Regions from separate parts of the Homo sapiens genome. Here region 1 is linked to region 2. Evidence: chromatin loops called from intact Hi-C (ENCODE). Cell type or tissue: testis. All regions are shown on one strand. Links, peaks and the distances in the headings refer to the core of each region. The heading gives the core; the rest is flanking DNA.

Evidence for each region. Peaks named below come from ENCODE experiments on the same cell type or tissue, not always from the same donor. Only the 100,000 strongest peaks of a DNase experiment are listed, where the experiment ranks them.
Region 1: a loop joins it to region 2, with 15 times the contacts of the local background. A loop is called at or near these places in 2 of 110 quality-filtered maps.

What each region holds. Positions count from the first base shown.
Region 1 is chr3:166,313,831-166,322,184 of GRCh38, forward strand. No RefSeq gene overlaps it. Among named protein-coding and RNA genes, the nearest start is that of BCHE, 480 kb to the left of the region's middle. In testis, for the core only: no CTCF peak of the experiment used is centred there; a DNase peak (open chromatin) is centred at 5,001.
Region 2 is chr3:166,256,102-166,264,455 of GRCh38, forward strand. No RefSeq gene overlaps it. Among named protein-coding and RNA genes, the nearest start is that of BCHE, 420 kb to the left of the region's middle. In testis, for the core only: no CTCF peak of the experiment used is centred there; a DNase peak (open chromatin) is centred at 1,960; H3K4me3 peaks cover 383 bases.

The sequences.
Region 1 (8,354 bases), core at 247-8,246, 58 kb after region 2:
AAATAAATATTCTAGGAACGTTTCTACTTTTCTGATAAAAGAAACAGACTTGACTATTACTGCCCCTTTCTCCATCTTAAGCATTGATTTAATGTCTGGAGTTTGACAATTATTTTATAACTAGGAAGGAAAAAAATACATTGAGCAGAATCAGGAAGATTCTGTCTCTGACATCATTAAGGGGCTTACCCAAGGTCAGTGACGCTCTGCTTCCAGACTTGTTCCAAATAGTATTCCTGAATGATAAAAGCATTAGCTAGGATTCTTTATAAACAGAGATAAAATGGACAAACCTTGAAGACAAATGTGATTGTATTTTGGCAACTTTTGTTATGAATCTTTGTTGAAATAAATGGTATCTGTAGTATAGCATAAACTCAGTCTTCTCTAATATAGAGTAGACAGTATTGGCAAAAGCAGGTTCAGTTGTCTGACATGATATGTTTAAGTTCCAAGGATGTCACTTCTAGCCATGTGACCTTGGGTAAAATTTAGGTAGCCGCAGATACCTCAAGCTCCTCTGTGATTGCCATTAATAGTTGTACCTACCTCATAATCATGGGCCAGATTAAATGACTAGTGCACATAAAACTTGCAGCACAGTGTCTGGTATTTTTTATTTGTAGTATATTATTAGTTAGAGATATTGATTATCTTATAGGCTATATAAGAGTAAGTAAATTAATAATAATGAGAATTTCCTTAAATTAAATTATACTGCCTTTTGAAGTCAAAATTTACATGATTATTTAGGCATTTATTAAGTGTTTACTAAGTATCTGGAACTCTACTAGTTGCTAGAAACACAGAGATAATTAGAACATAATTCTTTCAGGAAATCTGAAGTAGCAAGGAAGATGAAGATTAAAAACAAAAGCATGGTAAATCCAAGAATGTACTTACAAACATGGTTTGGAAGGAGTAAAAAGAGAAGTATATTTAACTCATATATATACACACACACACACACACACACACACACACACACACATTATACATATACACATATGTATACATTATACATATACACCAGGGAAGTCCCATCAGATATTTGCAATGAGTATTAATGAAAATTTAGGATAGAGGACAAGGAAGAATATGACATTTTCAGCAGAGGAAAAGCACTTATAGAGTCCAAGAGTTGCACAGCACAGCAACATGTTTTGGAAAATAAAACCTTTAATGCATGGCTGTGACAGAGGCTTATCAGGTGAAGTAACAAAGATGAAATAGAATATATCCCTGGAGTCAGATTATGAAAGTTCTCATATAGCTCTCAAAGGTTAGATTTCAAATCAGTATAAAGAGTGGTTTTCAAATTATATTTCATAGAATCTATCTATTCCCCAAAGCCTCTAAGGGCTGCTAGATTGTGTGAGAAGAAGGAAAAACAGGTATAGTTTTAGGGATCATTCCTCAATTTAACCCATTGCTATGGCTTTAAAACAAAATACATAACACAGATTCATAACTAGGTATTCATACAGAATTATTTTTGAAAAGGGGAAAATGCTTTCAAAAAAGTAAAGGATTGATTATCAAATAATATGGTCATCTTTTTATATTTTTCACACAAATTTTTTTTTCTGGCAAGGATGCAGGGATGTTCCTGTGAGACATATTAATAATCAACCTGAGAAATGAGATAATGTGGACCCAAAATAAGGCTCTAGAGAAATGGGAATGGAGAACAGCTGGCAGTTGTGATACATATGAGAGATAGTACAGACAGTTTGGGAGACTTCATACAAAGGTCTTCAACATTTTTTCACTTATGCCTTCCACAAGCAATGTTGAAATACTTTTATCTGTCTTTCTATGTTATTACATTGATTCGTATATTTTTATGTTTAATTCATAAAAAAAGATAGAATAGCATTTTTAAAGGACATTCAAAAAAACTGTTCATTACTGTAAAATGTATACAGTAGAATCTAAATTCCATAGCAAATTGATTCCAACAATTACTCACTTTAAATGCATTAAATACTGTTCTTTAACAGTTGTAAATTTTATCTCACTATTTTTACTTATTGAGTCTACTCTAATAAAAATATAACGCACTTGAAAATTTATATTGACCACTACATTATAGTCCTTTCCAATTTGAAAATTCCAGTTTCAAATTGCTGCATATAGTCCTTTGGGGTTTATTGTCTTATTTCATAAATTAAATTTGAGCAAGGAAGAATTCTTATTGATAAAATTGATTTAATAAGCATGAATATAGCCTGTGGTGAAAGGTAGGTGCACATAACACAAAATGTAAAAATTAATATTTTAAAATTATCTTCATCTTTTTGTGAACCTAAGATTCTTAGCATTAAATTTTACAGAATAAAATAGTACTTTGTCAAGGGTAAGTGACAATATTGTCTACGCATGTAAGTACCTACCTATTTGTCAGTATTTATACCAGTGCAAAAAAATAGCATTTGAATATTTAGGAAGTCAATTTGTTTCTAAACTTGTTTAAACTGCATATTGTTTTGTTATGAATAAATATTAGCATATGTTGATTCTGGTATGGCAAAACTGTGCACTTTTAGAGTTTAAAAGTTTTAAACTAGCATTTTAACATTTCTATAACTTTTAGGCCATTTGAATCTAAATTAGATTTTTCTTTCATTAAAATGAGGGAATATATATTGAATATGTTTTAACTACTTAACATTTGTTTAGTATAATTTTGGTTAAATTCATATAGGACAAAATGACAGCCATGCAATCATCAAAATAATGTAAGTAATATGCTGTTGTAAATAAAAGTAATACATTTTAGATTTGAGTAAATTTTCTTCTGTTTTGTTCTAAGAAGAGTTGCTTCTACTCAAGTTTTAGGGAGAAAGATTGACTAATTCATCCCCTGCTATAACCCTTTAATAGCAAATGATCATAGAGGATCAGATGAAAGAAGTAGCTTCACGGAACAACCACTGGAGTGGGACAAGAGTAAAAGAGAACATTCAAAAGCCATTGCAAGCTGAAAGTCTCCAGTGGATTGGCTCCTGGGAAATTCACCGCCTTGGGGCAGAAGGAAGAATAGGAAAATTTACTATTTGATAGCTTTTCTTCCTAGTGTAAGCAGGAAGCTGTTTAAAGCTAAATAACCATGGAGACAGAGGAGTGTAATTTATAAGAGTAAAATTGTAATTAGCTACAGAAACTTGAAAACTAACTTCTGTGTACTTTTGAATTGGTTGTGTTTTTTATTGTCATCTCCCTTAAAAATTTCACATAAATGATGGAATGTAATTGAAGAATGCTATTTGAACAGAATAAATGAAATTCTCAATAGCTGCATATAGTCCTTGGGGTTTGTTGTCTTATTTCATAAATTAAATTTGAGCAAGGAAGAATTCTTATTGATAAAATTGATTTACTAAGCATGAATACAGCCTGTGGTGAAAGGTAGGTGCACTTAACACAAAATGTAAAACTAGTGATGCAGGAAAAAATGTTTTAATATATACTGAAAATTGAGAACACATTCAAAATACAATAGTATTTGTTTGGAATTTATATGCGGTTTTGAGCTACAGGTGCAAACATCATGGAATAACAATTGAAAACATTGGCATAGAATGTGGATTCTGTATAAATATTTTATATACTCATTCACAAATGTTCAATTTCTGCATTCAGTTCTAAAATCATTTCAATCTAAAATGACTTATTTTAAAGATATTTTAGCAAAACAATATTTGCATGTATAATTTATACATTTGATTTTATGTTCTTGATGTTATACCTGTATTTCCAACAAGAAATATATTAAATATATTTATTCAGTTACTCTTTTCCTAATGAACACCAGTTCACAGTTGTGTGTGTGTGGGTGTGTCTTTAAATACAGATGTTTCATATGTTCTATATTTGTGGGTTTTTTACTTCTGTCATGTCCTCAGGTACATACAATGTGATATTTGGATTCCAGAAACTGTTATCACTCTTAATTCTTGTACTTAAACTGCACCAGAATGGAGATTATCCACTTTTCATTTCCTTCTCCTGAAAACACCTATATCAATAGCCTTCGACAGGGGGCATTTTTGCCCTCCAGAGAACATTTGGCAATATCTGGAGACATTTTTGTTTTCTCAAATGATCTGGGGTATGCTGCCAGCATCTAGTAGGTAGATTCCAGGGATGCTGGTAAACCTCACAGTACCCAGGACAGGCCCACAACAAGAATGATCTGGCCCCAAGTGTCAATAGTCTCAACGCTGAGAAATTCTGAACCAGAAAATAGGAAACATGGTGGTAAGATTAGAAGATGCTATTTGAAAAATGAATTGAGTATATAATGTGGTTTCTGTCACAGCCGGCTTGTCTAATGGATAGTCATCCTCGTTTCTTCTCTGCTAATTGAATCCAATATTCAGTCACTTGCAAATTGCTTAGCCTAGTGAATAAATTATAACTCGTCTAAACTAATTAGAGCAGGCCATTCTTCTTTGCTAATTATTGGCTTAAAAGAGGACCTAAAATTTTTATTTTAAGAAAGTCCTCTAGAAATTTCCAGGAATATTGGAATCTTGATTCTATCAAAGGAGATAAATTTACAAAGTGAAAATCCTTTTTCTCTTTGTCTTTTTTTTAATTCTATTCCTGTCCTGGATTTGATTACACGAGGACACTATAGCTGAGGCTACAGCAGTTATCTTATTAACCATGAGGTGGCAAGTCTATACGCCAAATCCAACACTAAGATTTTAGACTAGAAAGATCCTGGATTCCTAATGTTGACTTCTGTAGCCAACTCTGAGATTATGTTTGCACAGAATATGATTAATAGCTAATTATATGAAGTTGTAGCTGGATGATTGATATCAAACTAACCCTTCTATTTATAATAAATGCGAAGAGGGAAAGAACAAAGCTTCCACAGCATGGAAGGTGAACCCGGCGGGTTGCCACTGCTGGCTCCAGTGGCCAGCGTTTATTCCCTTATTTGGCCCCACCCACGTCCTGCTGATTGGTCCATTTTACTGAGCGCTGATTGGTCCATTTTACAGAGTGCTGATTGGTCTGTTTTTACTGAGTGCTGATTGGTGCGTTTAGAAATCTTTAGCAAGACACAGAGCGCTGATTGGTGCATTTTTACAGAGTGTCGATTGTTGCATTTACAAACCTTTAGCTAGACACTGAGCACTGACTGGTGCGTTTTTACAGAGTGCTGATTTGTGTGTTTACAAACCTTTAGATAGAAAAGTTCTCCATGTCCTCACTCGACCCAAGAAGTCCAGCTGGCTTCACCTCTCAAAATTATCAGGCATGTTATAACAATAATATACTAAAAGCTGAAGTCCTAGAAAAAAATTAACAGACAATAGATAAATCTGCAGTAATCCAGATATTAGCATTAGTACAAATAAGTTGTTGTTTTTGTTGTTGTTGTTTGGAGACGGAGTCTCACTCTGTCACCAGGCTGGAGTGCAGTGGCGCGATTTCAGCTCACTGCAACCTCTGACTCCCTGGTTCAAGCAATTCTCCTGCCTCAGCCTCACGAGTAGCTGGCATTACAGGCACGTGCCACCACGCCCAGCTAATGTTTGTATTTTTAGTAGAGAGGGAGTTTCACCGTGTTGGCCAGGCTGGTCTAGATCATCTGACCTCATGATCTGCCCACCTCGGCCTCCCAAAGTGCTGGGATTACAAGCGTGAGTCACCGGGCCTGGCCACAAATAAGTTTTAATATATCTATTACTAACATGTGAAAAAGATAAAACAACTTATTAGAGGACTGTAACCTATAATAAACAAACATATAAAAAAATGAGAACTTAAAAGTACAATAACTCAAATAATTTAATATATGCATTAAAGGCATTTGTATATGTCCAGAAAGTGGTTTAGTATTCCAAAAGATAAAAATTTAATACGTGTAAAACAATACAATTTGTAGTGCATAGAAAAAAGGGTTAATAAATCCAAAGAAAATACATGAAATGCAATACAAGTTATGAAAAAATTATTACTGTACATTCAATTGGAATATTACTACAGAAGTTAAAAAGAATGAAGCAAAAGCAATATTTGAAGAGATACGGTCTAAGGATTTCCAAAAGTGTAGATGATATCAAGCCACAAATTCAAGACCTGCTTTAAACACTGAAAATGATTTTTAAAAAATTAAAAGTCCTGGAAACCATCATTCTCAGCAAACTATCGCAAGGACAAAAAAACCAAACACCACATGTTCTCACTCATAGGCGGGATTTCAACAGTGAGAACACATGGACACAGAAGGGGAACACCACACACCGGGGCCTTTTGTGGGGTGGGGGGAGGGGGGAGGGATAGCATTAGGAGATATACCTAATGTTAAATGACGAGTTAATGGTTGCAGCACACCATCATGGCACATGCATACATATGTAACTAACCTGCACGTTGTGCACATGTACCCTAAAACTTAAAGTATAATAAAAAAAAATTAAAAGTCCTAGAAACATTATAATAAAACTGTTTAACTATAAAGGAAAAGGGGCATCAGGGTAATGTTCAAAGCAGCACCAAATTAAGAAAAGATATGTTCCTTTAAAAGGAATAGCAATAAGTCTGACAGTTGATTTATCATCACAAACAATGTAAGACAAATGACTTTGGGATCACATCTAAAAAGTGTAGGAAAAAGACTGTCAATCTAGATAGAATTTAATACACAGTAAAAATATCTTTTTAAAATGAAGAGTAAATATATAGTTTTGGACAAAAATAACTCTAATATATCCAAGAAGATAATAAAACCTTTTCTAAATTTGTGTCTACTTACTACAGCAGAATTAGAATGTATAAAACAAAACAAGCATAATTAAATAGAAAAAAGTTGCATTCATAACTGAAGCTGAATATCTTAAAACATGACTTTCCATAACAAAAAAATCGTATAATAAATGAGGAGATATACAAGAGATTTGAACTATACAACTAACAACATTTATGCAACTGGTTTAAATGGAACATTGTACTCAACAATCACAGAATATATTATTCTTTCAAATCTCAAAAAGATCACATAAAAAACTCTTACAAATAAAAAATTAGTAAAGACAACCAATACGAAGTGGGAAAATACTTAAAGAAATACTTCGAGAAGTACTAAAATGTCAATTACTATATGAACATATACTCAACTTTTTATTAATAAAGTCCAAATCCACAATGAAATTCCATTATGCATTTTCTAGAATAGCTAAAGTTAAAAACACAGATATTAGAAGAAAATGATTGGCATTGTGAAGTAACTATAACATAAACCTGTATGAAGGTAAAATTGGTTCAGATAAACTAAACCAAACCAAACCAAACCCAAACAAATAAAAAACACTGCCAAAAACTCTTTAGCATTACCTTCTAATGCTGAATGTACACAAAACCTAAGATTCAGTGATTCCATCCATGGGTCTATATTTAACGTAAGTATACCCACATAAACAACAACATGTATACAAATATGTAAACATTATTAGCAATAGCCTCAAACTGAGAATAACCCAACGTACTTTTAAAATTTGATATATTGATTCTGGTTTTGTCTTCCATGACCGCCACTTTCTGAACTCCTTTCCCTATTCCTTGTGTTGCTGATCATGAGGGTTTATTTTTACTATCAAATTATTCAGATGAGTTAATGTGACTCTAGAAAAACCAGAAGCCTCTATGGTATACCATAAATGCTGATAATAAGTAGCATCAAAAGTAGAATGGAAAAATACACTGTACTATTTTCATAGAATGGCATATTATACAACAGTTAAATGAACAAATCGCTGCTTCATAGAGGAACATAGATGGAGCTTATAGACATTATATTTGAATGAAAGAAGCTAGAGACAAAAAAAATTAAAAAAATTCATTTTATTTATAAACATTCAAAACAGACAAAACAAATAGAAAATTTTAATTGTATGTTAATAATAGAATTCAGAATAGGGGTTATCTTTCTAGATAGGGGTTACAGAATAGGGGTTACATTGGGATGGGTACCTGAAGGAAGCTTCAAAAATTTGGGTACCCGTCTATATTTTGATGTGGTTACACAAACATATTCATTTTGTAAAAATATATCAAGCTGTAGGCTCGAGATTTGTGCATTTTACTTATAAACATATTATTCTTCAATTTAATGATTACCATCAACATATTTATAAATTTTCTGTAACTTGTATTCATAACTTTCCAGCATATAGATGTTGAATAGCATATTAGGAGCAATGCTACTGTGTGCAATGTTAAATTCTAGAAGTCAAATTGTCATGGAAGTAACATATTTATGACTTTATTTTAGACAGCTAAATCGTTAGTTTGTAGAATGGATTGCATGGTGCAATTTTTCTGGCAGAGGGATT
Region 2 (8,354 bases), core at 133-8,132:
ATAGTTAAAAAGCACTAGTAAGTGAAATTGATGGTGTCTCAGTCCAAATAAAAGCAAGGACACAAAATATTCCTAGTAGTGATTACATTTTTTCTACCATGCACACAAATTAGAATGTCAGTTTTACTTAAGAATGCTCTTGATAAAATGAATGAATGTTCTTAAACTTATTAAAGTTACTAAGTCTCCACTATCAAGTGTATGTATTTTTAAATAGGAAGTAGACATAAAGTGCTTCTGCTGTATATGTAAGTATAATTTATTCAACAAAAAGCTCTTGTGCAATTGTGTGAGTTTCGAGCTAAATGAGCTGCACTTTTATCTAATGAATCATTATGTTTATTTGAAAAAGTGACTATTAAAAATGTATTCATTTGCAAAAAATTAGCCGGGCATGGTGGTGTGTGCCTATAATCCCAGCTACTCGGGAGGCTGAGGCAGGAGAATCGCTTGAACCTTGGAGGCAGAAGTTGCAGTGAGCCAAGATCGCGCCATTGCACTTCAACTTGGACAATAAGAGCGAAACTGTCTCAAAAAAAAAAAAAAAAAAGAAAAAGAAAAAAGAAAAAAAGTATTGTTTTGAATTGAATATTTGATAAGAATATTCTGGAAAATAAAGCTTGTCATTTCAAGGAAAAAATAATTTTACAGTATTTGTTGTCTGTGATAAAATTGGATTCAAGTGAAAATTAAAATTTTGAAAACATATATCTAACATCTTAAGCTTCATAGCTTTCTCATACTTAGTTTTCTGATGAGATTGTGATATCAACAGAGATTTTTCTAATATTATATAATATTATAAAATATGCAAGTCTTTCATAACTCAGTGAATAGTATTTTCAAAATAATTTATGATTAATGCTACAAATCATACATTAAATAAGTCATTCCAAATGAAGGTTAACCAATGGATTGTAGGCAGCTGGATTTTTAAGAAGTCACTGTGTTTTTTAGTCTACATTGTAACAAGCCTTTAAGAAGCTAGCAATTGCACAATGTTTCAGTAGAGCACCAAGGAAAAATACAGGTTTTTACCTTAAAGTGACAATTCAAATACTTCTATTTCTAATTACATATCTGTCTTATTGTTTTGCCATCTAAATTTTTATCCTGTAGCATAAAGCATTTAAAATGTCTTTTCTGTATGTTCTGGCCCCATCCCTAGAATGAGTTCTTTCTGAAGAGAAAGATTTTGTCTTATTTAATCTTTTTGTCTTATTTTATTATTGCTACATCTTCAGAAATAATAAAAATGTCAACACAAAATTGGTGCTTATAAAATATATTTTGAGTGGATGAATGAACAAACAAAGGCATAAGCAGAAATCTTAATTGTTACTGCCAAGTGGAAGTGAAATTGGATTCCCCACATGCTCTCCATGGACACTGAAGGTGGAAGAGAGCTTGTTATCAACCAGCTTGAATGAAACTCCCAATGTCCCACTTGGCTTTCTCTGACACACTGTGCGTGTGTGTGTGTGTGTGTGTGTGTGTGTGTGTCCAGTCTTTCCAGGCCTTGACAGTCTTCTGAGAGGAGAGGCAATTTCGTGGACTTTTGTTTTTCATTGCTGTTTCTGGGTTCCTGCTTTCCCTAGTATTGTGTCCGGAATTGGTGGGTTCTGGGTCTCACTGACTTCAAGAATGAAGCCGTGGACCCTAACGGTGAGTATTACAGCCCTTAAGGTGGCGCGTCTGGAGTTTGCTCCTCCTGATGTTTGGATGTGTTCGGAATTTCTTCCTTCTCGTGGGTTCGCGGTCTCCCCGGCTCAGGAATGAAACTGCAGACCTTAGCGGTGTTACGGCTCATAAAGGCAGTGTGGACCCAAAAAGTGAGCATTAGCGGGATTTATTGCAAAGAGCGAAAGAACAAAGGTTCCACAGTGTGGAAGGGGACCCCAGCGGGTTGCCACTGCTGCCTGGCGCAGCCTGCTTTTATTCTTATCTGGCCCCACCCACATCCTGCTGATTGGTAGAGCCCAGTGGTCTGTTTTGACAGGGCGCTGATTGGTCCCTTTACAATCCCTGAGCTAGACACAAAGGTTCTCCACGTCCCCACTAGATTAGCTAGATACAGAGTGTCCACACAAAGGTTCTCCAAGGCCCCACCAGAGTAGCTAGATACAGAGTGTGGATTGGTGCATTCACAAACCCTGAGCTAGACACAGGGTGCTGATTTGCTGATTGGTGTGTTTACAAACCTTGAGCTAGATACAGAGTGCCAAGTGGTGTATTTACAATCCCTGAGCTAGACATAAAGGTTCTCCACCTCCCCACCAGACTCAGGAGCCCAGCTGGCTTCACCCAGTGGATCCCACACCAGGGCTGCAGATGGAGCTGCCTACCAGTCCCACGCCGTGCGCCCGCACTCCTCAGCCCTTGGGTGGTCGACGGGACTGGGCGCCATGGAGCAGAGGGTGGTGTTCGTCGAGGAGGCTAGGGCCGCACAGGAGCCCACGGAGGGGGTGGAAGGCTCAGGCATGGCGGGCTGCAGGTCCCGAGCCCTGCCCGACGGGAAGGCAGCTAAGGCCCGGCGAGAAATCGAGCGCAGCGCCGGTGGGCTGGCACTGCTGGGGGACCCAGTACAGCCTCCGCAGCCGCTGGCCCGGGTGCTAAGCCCCTCATTGCCCGGGGTCGGCAGGGCCGGCCGGCTGCTCTGAGTGCGGGGCCCGCCAAGCCCACGCCCACCCGGAACTCCAGCTGGCTCGCAAGCGCCGCGCGCAGCTCCGGTTCCCGCTCGCGCCTCTCCCTCCACACCTCCCTGCAAGCTGAGGGAGCCGGCTCCGGCCTTGGCCAGCCCAGAAAGGGGCTCCCACAGTGCAGCGGTGGGCTGAAGGGCTCTTCAAGTGCCGCCAAAGTGGGAGCCCAGGCAGAGGAGGCGCCGAGAGCGAGCGAGCGCTGTGAGGACTGCCAGCACCCTGTCACCTCTGAGTATCATGGCCAGGATATATGAGGTAAAATGAAAACCCATGGAATTCACTATTTTGTTATTTTTCAGGTCCTGAGGTCCCTAGCTGGTCTACCTTCTTTCCACATTCCAGTGTCGTCTTATGTTTATGTATAATTTCCAGTGCTTTTAGCTTCACTTAACAATAAAAAAATATGGAAAAGTATGCCTAATGCATCTTTCCAAAGGTGAAAGTTTACTTTCTTATCTACTAAGTAGAATATTTGAAACATATAAAATATTGTAACAATTATGCAATTTGCAATTTTTAATATGATGAACACTTGTGAATTCCCTGCTCAATCCGAGAAGCAGAAAGTGATCTGTGAGTGTATGAAATAAACCTACGCTCATTCGCTGCCCCCAGGTTTAAACTAAATTTCCTACTTACCAGTATCTTTCATATTTTAATAGGTTTATCTTGTTTTACATATTTATTTTACCTATTCTAAAATGATGTCCTGTTTATCTACAAGCATGGATTTTTTATGGTAAGGTGATGGTGTTCTGCAAATTGCTTATAAAAGTACTTACATTTTGGTTTATTTAATTAAAAAACAATTTAAACTTTAAAAGCTCTTCTTGCAAAACATATATCCTAAGAAAATAATATTCTTGACAAAATATTCGAAGCTTTTTTTAAAATCTAACTTTGCCTCATTTGACATTTTTATATGTTCAACATTTCTATGTGACACATACATAAACTAGAAAATAATTAGGATGTGCTAGTTTGTGTCTACTTCTCATTTTTTTTTTGAGTAAGGCATATTTATCCAGACACAGTGATAGCTTGCTTGGTATTATTCACATGTGCATTCACAGACCCATAAATTGTATCCTGAAAGGGGTCATGACACTGAACTTATTCCAAATGTCACTTCTCATTTCAGCATCTCAAACTGTGTGATAAATGAAACAGTTTGGATTTCCCACCTGTCACACTTTTAAAAATCAAAGTTGAAGAGCACATTCTAGTTAATGAGTCCAAATTTTAAGCAAAGAAAATCAAAAGATTCACAGATGGTATTGTTGCTGCTGCTTCTCTATATATCTGTTAAGTTCTTTCTTCCTTTAAATAAAAATCTACACTTGCAGGCTATTCAGAACAGAAACATGCTTCTGAAGCTAAGACACAAAGTTGGATTTTTCAGCATTATTAAAACTGAAAATCCTAGAAACTTTAATTGGGTTTTGATTTAATTATAGCATAATATCCATAAATACTTCAATAACACACATCATAGAGCTACAATTTATCAGGCTTTAAAGGTTAGCTATGACTAATATTTTGAATTTTGATTATAAATTAAATACACTTAGTGGATCTTATTTTCTCATTTTAAACAGAAATATAAATTGGAGTAGGTCTCCATAACAACAGTACAGATATATTAATGAGTAAAAATGTCAGGTAATTTTTCCCTTTGAAAACTTGCTCAAAAAATTCCACAAATTATATTTTTGCAAGCAAAGTTACTACTTTTTTATTATTAAAGAAAGTGTTTATTTGTTCAGATAATGGCTTTTAACCCTTGCTGTACATCAGAATCATTTGGAGAGTTTTAAAAAATATTGATATCAGGATACCCTGGTTTCTCCCCCTACGAACGATCCTTTTAAGAAATATATAGGCATGTGTATGTGTATATATATATTTATCCAGGCACAGTGATAACTATATATATGAAATACTGTGTCTGTGAATTTCTAAGTATTTTGCAATTCTTAACTTAGGTCATCTTCATCATAAGCCTATGAGGTAGGCAATATTAGGATCTTGTTTTATAGTTGAGAAAAATGAGGCTCAGAGGGGTCAGTTATCAAAGAATGTGCAGCTAATTATGGGAAGAACTAGGATATAAACCCAGGCAATCTGGCTCTAGATCATTCTTTACAATTAAGCTATGTTGCCTCAATTTCTACAACTCCCCAAAGTTATTGGAGATGACATTAAAGTTAAAAACAAGAAATTCATTTTTAATATTTTAAATAATAAGATAAGTTCTCAATTTTAATTTCTTTGAGAGTCATATTTTGTTTCTCTCTCTTTATCTTTCTGCATCAGTTTTCTACTTCTGGCTAACAACAAATGACCAATTACCTTTCTGATCAATACTTGCTATTCTATATCTTTACCTTCATTAACATCTACTAAAAATACCTTTCTCGTATAATATTTCCTGTATCATTTCAGTCATTACTAAGTGTCCTTTCATAATTCTTGCATCTTTAAAATTACGTATATTGCTTGTTCCCCTTTATGTGAATTTGTGTGAATTATTGGATGCCAACTTGGCTGTTTAGTTAAGAGTGTTTCAAGGCCAATGTATTAGTCCGTTCTCATACTGCTGTGAAGAAATACCCGAGACTGGGTAATTTATAAAGAAAAGGAGGTTTAACAGACTCACAGTTCCACATGGCTGGTGAGACCTCACAATCATGGTGGAAGGTGAAGGAGAAGCAAAGGCACATCTTACATGATGGCAGGCAAGAGGAGTGCCAAGCAAAAGGGGGGAAAGCCCCTCATAAAACCATCAGATCTCATGAGAACACACTCACTATCATGAGAACAGCAGCATGGGGGTAACTGCCTCCATGATTCAATTTCCTCCCATTGGGTCCCTCCCAGGACATGTTGGGATTATAGAACCTATCATTCAAGATGAGATTTGGGTGGAGACACAACCAAACCACATCAGCCAGGCACTGAGTGGAGAGACGCAGGGGACAGGCATGCTCCACAATCACATCGAATGATAGCTGCATTGTGGTAACAGAAAGAAAACAGAAGTGGCATTCATTTCCCCTGCCTGAGGATTATCATGATTTTTCCCTTTCTCCAGTCAGAGGAAAGACATCTTCTCTATAATCTGGCTACAGAGTGGCTTCAGGACAAAAAGAGTATACAATCACAACATGTGCCTTGAGAACCATGTCTATGTAAAGGTGGTTCTTATTAGTCACTAATAAACAGGCTATGTTGGTTTACATCCACACTTTATCTTAACCAATGAATTGAAAGTACTCAATGTTTAGACAAAATCTCATAAGATTGTAACCAATTTGTTATTTTATGTCTGATTCCTTTATAAATTTAAAATGTGGTGAATATATATACAAAGGATAAATGAGATTCAGCTCAAAAGATATTTCTCAAAGTACATCTTCCAAATAATATTTATTTCAGTGAAGTGCATCTGGGAGACAATTATTTTTTGAAACAAATCCTGTTTGAATTAATAAATGGGTATATGAATAATTCAATGAACAATATATAGCTCAAAAATTGTTTTGTTCTTACCCATCAGCACTTGTCAGTGAAATCATATCTACAGAAGAATGGGAACTGTAGAATTATATCTACAAAAGAATACTACAAAGATTTAATATTATTTCTGCATTAAATAACCTCATGTTTTTTTTCTTATTGCTGCTACAAGTTATCACAAATTTAGTAGCTTACATAACACAAATGTATTATCAGAAATAATAAATTCAGAGATCAGAAGTGTAAAATGAGTCTTAGACCACTAAAATCAAGTTATTGGCAAGGCTGATTGCTTCTGGAGGCTACATGGGAGAATCAATTCCTTACCTCTTCCAGGTGCTAGAAGCATCAGGCATTCCTTGGCTCCTGACCACATCACACAAATCTTCTCTCTCCTCCCTCCCGCGTATAAGTCCCTTGTGATTACATTGGGCTCACCTAGATAATACAGCCTCCCTACCTCCTTAATTTATTTGGACCTGCTAGGCCTCTTTAGCATATAAGCTAACACAAACCCAGGTTTCAGAAATTAGGAAGTAGATACCTCTGAGGAGCCATTATTCAGTCTACTCCTATCACCCCCGAAAATAACCTGAAATAAATCTGTTTCCAATGTGCTGAATAGCTATGAAGAAGCACAAGAAATACTATTCCAGGTTAAATCAAGGAATAACATTCAGGAATCCAGGGTTCCCTAACCTAACTGGGCCTTCACATGTTTATGATAGGCTACACACCTGACCTAAATACCACTGTCGATTTCAGTTTGCCCCTAACAATATTGTACAAGCTGCTGGACGAAGAAAAGCACTGAAGTAATACTTAACTGGAAAACAATCAGACAAAGGCAGCTGTCATGAGAAGTGGATATTTAAAAATAAATTAGTAAGGAATGCAAGGGGAAAAGTCTCCTTTGACCATATTTTGATGTAAAGTGGAATTATGTTCCAATCTTTCAAGGACATAAAAATATTTTTTGCTAATGTATTACCTAGGAATTATTTGGGTCCGTATAACAGAAACCTGATAAAGTCTTAAGTGGGAGTCTTATTTTCCTTACTTAAAAACAATCTGGAAGTGGAAAGGTTACTGCTAGCTTGAAAGCTCATTCTTTCTCTCTCTCTCTCTCTGCTCTGCTACACAATTTGATTGTTACTAGATGGCTGTACTATCCTCAGGCATCAGATCCTTATTTCAGATATCAGGCAGGAAGAAAGGAACAAGAACATATATATTATTTGTTTGCCACACTTGTCACTTATTATCAGGAAAGTAAATTTTTTTCCTGAGGCCGTACTCACAACATGTGTGCTTACATTGCATTTGCAAGACTTGGCCACATGGCTACACCAAGATATCATAGAGCCTAGGAATGATCTGAGCATACTATTTTCCAAAAATCAAAAGATTAGATTTTGACCCTGCGACTATCAATATCTGTTAGAGTTTGTTTTCTTATATTGCAGTTTCACATATTATTCATAATTAAGGGTATGATTCTCACAAAGAAAGTTTAGTGGGCAGCATTTTAAAATCACCTGCAGCACACCAGCATGGCACATGTATACATATGTAACAAACCTGCACGTTGTGCACATGTATCCTAGAACTTAAAGTATAATAAAAAAATAAATAAAATAAAATCACCTGCAAAACTTAATCAAAATACACATGGCCCCCAGCTTCTCCATTATGACAATGATATTATAAGGTATGTTATAGCCATAAGGCATATACATAGATATTTTGAAGAGGAATCCCTTACTTCCTCTTTCCCATGCCTCAGGATTTGAGAACCATTAGACTAATCATGTAATTAATAATAAACTATCATGTTCAGTACAATAAAAGTATGTGTCTGTAATCTGTATATAATGACTATGCATGAGAAAACTAAGGGCAGATGTTTCTTACTCTATTTTTATATTTTTTATTTCACTGAAAGCTAAACATAAGAAGCATCTAAACAATAAGACCCAGAAAATGTAGAGAACATATTCAAAACATGTATCCTACATTGTTCAATATGAGATAACACTTTAAGAAAAATTCTGCCAAACCTTAGTAATTTGCGGGAAATATTAAAATAATTTACATATCATTACTGAGAAAGGAGCTAGTCTAGAGAAACTTATT